Linked DNA regions of Mus musculus: region 2 is linked to region 1. The links are chromatin contacts, found by POLR2A ChIA-PET in ENCODE. All regions are on one chromosome and are shown on one strand. Each heading gives the region's core, a stretch centred on a gene start or an enhancer-like site at or near the end of the contact. The rest is flanking DNA. Distances are from core to core; before and after follow the strand shown. Region 1 holds the start of Ier2 (immediate early response 2). Region 2 overlaps Nfix (nuclear factor I/X).

Region 1 (4,067 bases), core at 349-2,848:
AGTTCCGGAGGCTTAGGGAGCGGCTGACCCCTTAACCCCACCCCTCCCCCACCAGGGAAGCAAGCCAGACAAGCCGCGCGTTTTACACCGATGGTCTTTATTTTCCTAGCTGACATTGTAAAACTCCAGGTAGTTGCTAATTAAACAACCCACCGTGGGAAAAGTAAACAGACTTTCTTAAACACGCTGGTAAAAAAAAAATTTTCTTTCCTGCCCGAAGAAGCTGTGTCTACGGCAGCAACTACGACCAGCGGCCCACCCGTCCCGCGGTGGTCCACGCCAGGCGATCATCTAGGTTGACCAGTCCCGGGGTCTCCAGCCACTTCAACTCTGATCGCAGATTTGATTGGTTCAGTTCAGGCTCACCCACAGCAGCCTGTGGGGGCGAGGTGACTCAAGTCACTTCCCAGTCCCTAGGGCGGGTCCACACCCTGGCCTCCTCCCAGGCCCCACACCCACGCAAGGCAACAGGAAGCACCCGCGTCTGTCCCATGACGCAACTCTGACCGCTTGCACAAGCGTGCCCACTTGTAGGGGCCGAAACGCGAATGGTAGTGAAACGGCCTTGAAAGGGCAGCCTGGCCCCTAGAGAGTTCGACCCTGAGATTCAAGATCTAGGTGTCCCTTCTCCAAGCCAAGGAAGGGACAGTCCTTTAATAGCACCTATGGACGCACGTCTGGGAGAAGGCGCCCGCGCCCCTCGCTCCTCAGTCCTTCCCCTGGCCTCTCGGCAGCTCGGGCCGCGGCTCTTCTTCACGGCCCCCGCCGGCCTTCGCCTCGGGTGTGCGTTCTCCGCTCCGGTGGCGCCGCTCGAAAGAAGCCACCAGAGCTCTCAGAAGGCCACCACAGCTCGCACCAGCACGTTGAGCATATTGTCGGCCGGGCGGCAGGCTGGCTTGGCCTCGCACGTGGGGGGCGTCGGCGGGGGCACGGCGGGTCCACAGTTCAGGAGACTGGAGAAGCGCCTTTGGAGGACGCGGGCGAGGTTAGGGAAGGCACCTTCGCTTTGTGCCGGAGGAAGCTGCAGGCGATCGGGAACCTCCGACGTCGCCTCCCCCTCCACCTCTTCTAGACGGGCCTTCTTGCTTGGTACCAGTCCGGCATCACTACCGTCGCTCAAATCGCTGCTGCTCCGGCGCTTGCGGCTGACTCTAGCGGGGGGCGGGTCACAGAGCGCAGGGGTCTCCTGGACTCGCAGCACTTCCTCTTGCGTATCCATGGGCTCCGGAGGCTGCACGGCTTCGGGGGACGCTACTTCCACTGCAACTTCGGCTTCCCGCGGCGGGTGCAGGCGAGGGTCAAGAGCCCTGCGGGATGGCGGGAACTCGGGCTGGTGGGCTTCTACCTTGGCTGAGAGGTAGACCTCTCGAGCGCTGCGCATAACGAGGGACAGCTGCAGACTCCGGTGGAGTCGCAAGCCACCTCGCTGCATGCGAGAGTGGTACATCTTCCATACCGACAGAGTCATGATGCGCTGCGCTTCTTTCTGTACTTCCATGCTTGTTCGACGAGAGTAGTTAAGTCGAGAATGGGTTAAGACGGGCGGTGCAGCCCAGACGACAAGCTTACAGCAGCAGGTACTCTGCTAGACGTTCGGGCGAGGGCAGCAAGCCGGAGCCTTTTAATATACTGAGAGTGACGTCACTGCAACACCACGCCCAACCAGAGGGCCTCATCCGGGCTTTCCACAGTGGCTAGCGAGTCCTTAAAGCAATAGGGATAAATTTACGCCTCGAAGGAAAAAGGACTTAACTACTGCAAGGAAGAACTTCCCCACTGCACCTTAAGACACTAGGTTCTGGGTTCTCAGAGTCACCAACGGGCCAGAGGATGAGGCCCACCAACGAGACGGATAGTGGGCGGTAATCTGACTGCAGTGGGGAAAACCCGGGACCGGGGTACATTCCCCGAGGGCACCGTTCATCTTGCCTACCAGCCTGCTAATTAATATTTTTTGAACAGTAAAAACGCTGCTACTTATTAAGCAGTTACTACACGCCAGTTACTACAGTGTTGAACTTTCTCTTTTTATTCAATGTCTCTGATCTCTCACCTCCACTCCATAGAAGATACAGTTTTCCAGGTGAGAAATAGGCAGCCACCTGACCAATATTTACTAAACGAATGATTATATGATTATACTATGGCGAAAGGATCAACTAAAGCCTGCAGCCCTTCTATCTCCACCTTTCTGGACATGGGTGGAAAGTGGGCACGGACACTGTACCCCGTAACCACAGATATCCACCACCTCACGACTGCTCTTTACTTTCAGCGTTAAAGATCTCCCAGTTTTCCGCAACCCAGTGGCATGGAAGTCCCAATGTCCATAGGGCCTGCGATCTTCCCTTGTCAATAGAGCAGTTTTCTGCCTTCATGCCCTCGTGAACGGAATTACTCCAAGAAAGACAGATATCTGGGTCGAGATGGCACAGTGGGTGGAGCCACTTGTTGCCAAGCCTAACGAACTCAGTTCGATTCCCGGTCCCACCGGTCCCACGCCGTACAAGAGAACAGACTTCTATACGATGTCTCACACACACACACACACACACACACACACACACACACACACACACACACACACACACACACACACACAGTAACAAAGAAAAGAAAAAAAGAAGTCGGTTCCACTTTGCATCACTTCCCAAGAAAAACTTGCTTCTAGTTGCAGAAGGGAGAAAAATTCAAATAACCCCTTTCATTTGCTGTGCAGGCCCTTTAAGAAACACCCCCTGCCAGCGGGCAGACTTCCCGCCACTGCAGCCGGCCGACTTCCCTGGCTAAATTTGGATGTAATGACGTAGGTTGGCGCCGCGAACCACTTCCGGATGCCCATATAAGAACAAGGGCAGCCGGTCTTAGCCCGAGGAGAGGGCTTCCGGGGCGGGGCCCCTTCCATCGGCGAGCACGCCCCTCCAATCCAGCCCTCAGGAGCCTAACTAAGTGTTGTCTCGGGTCGTTCGAGTCTGTTTGGTGCTACAGTTCTTTGGACAGTCTGCACGGCGTCCCGGAGAGAACTCGATGTTTCCTTCTCTCATGCTCTCACACGCTGCGGCACCGTCATGCGGGATGAGTCCGGGTGGAGTGAGATTCGCACCCTGTGGAGTTACGGAAAAACATCTTCGAAACCCTCCTGCACTCACATATGTAGAGGACAAAGTACTCAGTTCTTGGGCTGTTCTTTCTTCCCGTCTTCCTGGGGAAACTACCCGTGTACTCAGTGTTGGCGGCACGTCCCTTTACCTGCTGAGCCACCTTGCTGGCCTTTTATTAATTTTTTTTTTTTGAAACAAGATATCACCTTTATAGTTTCAGCTGTCCTGCACTGCTTCTGAGTGTTTTTTCTTTCTTTCTCCTTCTTTTCTCCTTTTTTTCTTTTTGTATTTTACCTGCTTGCATGCCTGTGCCAGAGGAGGGCATCGGATCTCCGGACATTGGGTCAGTTATGTGGGCGCTGGGAATCGAACCTGTGTTCTCTGAGAACAGCAATCATATTTTGTTTGTTTTGAGACAGGGTCTCACTATGTAGCTCTAGCTGTCCTAGGACTCATTTTGTAGACAAGGCTGGCCTCTGCCTCCCTAGTGCTAGGATTAAAAGCGTGAGCCACCGTGCTCAGCTACAACCGCTGAGCTAGCTAATTAATGTATTCCGTATCCCGCTGTCATCCCATAAGAGTTACACAAAAGCAAGATTATTGACATTGGCTAAAAAGGAAACTGAGGTTCCACAGTTGAGGTCCGACCCAGTTTTGTAGTAGGCTGCCAGTATGTGTATGCCCACAACCAAGATGGCCGAGGTGCAGGCGGAAGTCCACACGCTTTGGCCCTCTAGCGCCGCTCTTTCTTTTTTGGCGGTCGGGCTCTCGATGGTGGCATCCCTGGCGCGAAGGTGGCACCATGTATCGCTTTCTGCTAGGGAACAAGTTAGTCTGCTCCTGCTGGTTGGGGGTTCGAGCTGCGGGGAGGAGGGGATGATGATGTGTCTCTCTAGGATCCTTTGTAGTCCGAGGGTGAGTGACGGTGTCGGGGAAGGGGTGGAAGGGAGCCGTCTCGTAGCTAGT
Region 2 (3,827 bases), core at 1,240-3,739, 79 kb after region 1:
CTCAGGGGGCCTGAGTGGCTGCCTCCTGCCTCGTGTAAGAAAGTGCAGCTCAGATACACAATGTCCTGCCAAACCCAGCCCCTTAATTCAATTAAGTGCAGGACCAACTTCCCAGATTGTTCTGTGTGCCAGTGCCTGTGAATGTCCTGATGTGTGTGAATCCTGAGATCTGTGTGTGTGTGTGTGTGTGTGTGTGTGTGTGTGTGTGTGTGTGTGTGTGTGTGTGTCCTGAACCCAGAGGGGCAAAGGGAATGAAGAAAGAACTGAAATCTTGAAAAGACACATTTCTTCTTAACCCTCATACTGTGGACCCGGAGACCAGGACACTGTCTGGGATGCAGTGCAGGGACTGTCCATGTTCTGTGGGTCAGACAGCATCCCAGGCCTCTGCTCATTTGGTGCTAAGCCTCCTGTTAGCCCCAACCAAAATGTCTGTACAATTACAAAGGTTCACAGGGGCCAGGACTGGCTCACTTAGAGCAGTAGTTGAATCCTGCAGCTTCAGGCATGCACTAATAGGGCCTCCTCTCTCACATTTGCCCCTTTGACTGCACACTCTTGGCCAGCTCCTTTTCTGAGCTACAACCCCACCTGGTCACTTGGTCCCCAAAGGCTTGAGAGTGTTCTATAAAGGACAAGGTCCTTGGCGTGTAACATGCGCTCCTATGCCTTTGTGACTTTCTCTCAGCAGGTGACCTGACTCTGAGGTCATGCCTGAGCAAGATCCAGACTGACTGAAACCTGCATTCTCCATCACTGTGACAGGCTCTACAGGAGAAGTGGAGACAGACCTTGAAAAGATGGTCTGCCAAGGCCCCAGAGGCCAGCAGAAGTGCCCCACAACCTTTTACACTCACCATCCCTATTTAAAGGAGTTCCCCAGTGTGTGTGTGTGTGTGTGTGTGTGTGTGTGTGTGTGTGTGTGTGTGTTACATGAAGCTCTCTTGACCTGGAGGAGAGGGCATGTGTCCAGCAGCCCCTCTCTTACAGCCCCCAAGAAGCCTGACTTTCTCCTTAGCCCTCCGGGAGCCCTGAGCAGCCCCTTCTGGGAGCAGAGCCAAAAAGATGGAAGCTTATAAGCTGCTAAAAGGGAAATGTGGGAGGTGGGTAGAGAAGGCCCTGGCCTCCAGGTAGTATGGACTAGGCCCTTAGGTCATGAGACTCCGCCCTTTTCTCAGGGAACAACATCTGGCTGGGAGGAAAAGCCTCTGCTTCACCCTAGCTGACACAACCTGGCCTGACTGATATCTAGCAGGGAGCAGTCTACAGGAGCAGACTAGAGCCCCCACCGCATCCTGAAACAGTGGTGTCTCAATACATATATTCTGACCCACATCCTGTGGGATACTCCTGAAAGTTTTTGGTTCATCTTCCCTCCTGAGCCTGAGTGGAAAGGGATCTAGGCGGGAAGGGCTTTATCAGGGAAAAGCCAAGGCTGGGGATGTCAGCTTGGTGGGAGCGAAAGCCTAAAGTCAGTCTCCGTTTTGCTCTAGGGCTCCACACACAGCTAATGGGAGGCTGGCAGCGGCAAATTGTTGTTTACTTTTAATTAAGTAAACAATGTCGGCTTTCCGCCTCCTCCCCTGCCATCCCAGCCAGTAATTTAGGGATGACAATGGGGTTGCTTCCTTCCTCCTGCCTTCTTCCTTGAGCACTCCTGCTAGCTCCCTTCTCCTCCACAGTTTTTGGAACTTGTGGCTACAGGGAGGGCTCCACCCAGAGGGACAGGACAACCTGAACCACCTTTGGCCCAACAGGTTCCACTTAGGGCTACCCAGGCCCAGGGCTGTGATTCTCCATCTCTGCTTCTCCAGAGCGACCAGGGCAGTCTTCCCCTGACAGCATGGAGTATGTAGCTGGTTCTCCTCCTCCTCTCCAGCCACACCTCTAAAAGCCATCAAGCAGGATAGCCAAACATTGGGGTGGGAGGCTGCATCAGCAGATGACAAAGCCTGAAGGCAGGAAGAGATTCCCACCTGTAGGCCCCAGAGTCCACAAGTCTCCCTCATCACCGGTAAGGGACCTTCTGGTCCAATCAGGAAGAGCCAGTGTTCCAAGCCAGCAGTCTATGTGCGGTACCAACTCTCCTCGGAAACTGAGCTGCCACGAGCTGCTTTTGTGGCCTTGGTTTCTGACATCACTATCTTGACATCTTTAACTTGAACAAGAGGCCCAGCGTTTTCATTTTGCTTTGAGTCCCACAAATTCTGCAGCTAGTTCTGTTCAGAGACCAGAACTGCGTGAGGGAAGGAAGAGAAAAGCAAGCAAGCTAAATCAGCCTTTCACCCACTGGGTTGTCCTGCCTAGGGCTAGGGTACTGAGCTCTGGAAGTGCAGAAGGGTCCTGCTTTGAGCTCCCAAGGAGGCTGAGTTCCAAATGAGGCAGCCTGGAAGACAGGATGCCACACAGGCAGATTTGTACCTGGGCTGATGGAGAACCAAGGCTCCTTAGAGAGCCTTTCTCTGTAAGCCAAACGCCACTTGGCAGGTGGCCTTGCTCTGAGCCCTCTGCACACAGTGGGTCTATAACTGCAGCAGACCTGTGTGGCAGCGGGGAGGAGCTCTCAGAACTCCTCTACCTCCTGAGATGAGGATGGTTGGGTCCAGAATCTAGCCCTGCCCAAGCAACTGGGGACTAAGGTGCCTCCGTTTAGGTGCATGGGGCAAGGGTAGGCAGAATGAGCTGTACACAGGCTGCTCCAAACCCTTGCCAAAGGGCGGGGTCTTCTTTAGCTCAAGCTGGCTGGGGCTGGATGCAATTTCAGCCGCAGAGCAGGGCTCGCTGGCTGGAAGCAATTTTCTCATTAGGACCCCAGGCCTGCTCGCTTGGTCTGTTCCCAGCCCTTACTCCCCTTCTGCGAAACCGCACCCCACAGGCCTCCCGATAGACCACTCACACGCACAGGGAACCGCACGTGTACTGAGTCAGAGAGGCGACTGTGGGGTCACCCCAGTGGGGCTAGGTTCAAGGAGAGCAGCGCTGGCACAAGGCCCTAGCACTGAGGCATACACATAAACAAGATCTCAGGCAGCTCAGGGGGAAAGGGACCCCGGACCCGGGATCAGAACACTGCCCTCACGTGACCCTCCGGAGTTACTCTCAGGCCGGGCACCAGCCTGTCTTGTTCAGGTGGGCCTGGGAGCCAGATCCCTTTCCCGGCCCCAGGCGCTGTAAGTGGAGGGTGGTCTCACGGAGCCAGGGGGAGCGCTGAGGCAGGAGGGGCGGCACCGCTCTGCTCCTCAGACACATGTGGTTGGACTTAAAAAGCTATTAGGGAGCGAGGCGCTGGCGGGAGTACGGCTGGCCCTCACACCAGAGGTGGGGGGGAGGGCAGATGCCGAGGCAGTGAGCTCAGCACTCGCTCCCTCCCTGGCAGTGTTGGACCCAGGGGACCCCCGCCCAGCAGGAGTACGGCAGGCTCTCAGGGGAGGGTGAGCAGACTTTGGGCCTGGGTCTTACTTGGCACAGGCTCTGTAAAGCTTGGGAGATTCTAGGCCTGCAGTGGAACAGCCTCTGGGGGAGGGGTGGCGAGCCTGGATCTGGCCCAGGAGGATACAGACAGGTCCTCAACCCCCAATAGCTTTTCTGGAACGGTGGTTGTTAGAGGTCTCCTTAAGGTAGGTAGGTAAGTAGGGGTAGGGGTGTGTGTGTGTGTGTGTGTGCGCGCACGTGCACGCTCGCGCTCTGAAGGGAGGGGGAGGGGAGATTATGAGAAGAGCAGGAGAGAACAGGGAAGGAAAAAAGGGCCCCACCCATCACGAGGCCAGAAAAAACTGATGGAAAGTTCTCTAGATCCGCCAGCTTGTAAAAAGTTCCCTTTCTTTCCA

Evidence for each region. ChIA-PET counts read pairs that join two places held with the same protein, here RNA polymerase II (POLR2A).
Region 2: POLR2A ChIA-PET joins it to region 1 with 13 read pairs in embryonic stem cell. The contact joins the enhancer-like site here to the promoter of Ier2 in region 1. POLR2A ChIA-PET finds 5 or more read pairs at or near these places in 3 of 5 experiments (Patski and embryonic stem cell).

Annotation. Positions count from the first base shown.
Region 1 is chr8:84,661,254-84,665,320 of GRCm38, forward strand. Ier2 (immediate early response 2) reads right to left here and starts at 1,599. Exons shown (of 1, transcript NM_010499.4): 1 at 78-1,599. The coding sequence starts at 1,498. The coding sequence ends at 833.
Region 2 is chr8:84,739,527-84,743,353 of GRCm38, forward strand. The region is part of intron 2 of Nfix (nuclear factor I/X); the gene reads right to left. Among named protein-coding and RNA genes, the nearest start is that of G430095P16Rik, 18 kb to the left of the region's middle. RefSeq lists an enhancer at 2,335-3,827. Within about 2 kb of position 2,490, at least 1 of the 3 ENCODE cell types and tissues checked has a DNase peak (open chromatin) inside an H3K27ac peak, as active enhancers do.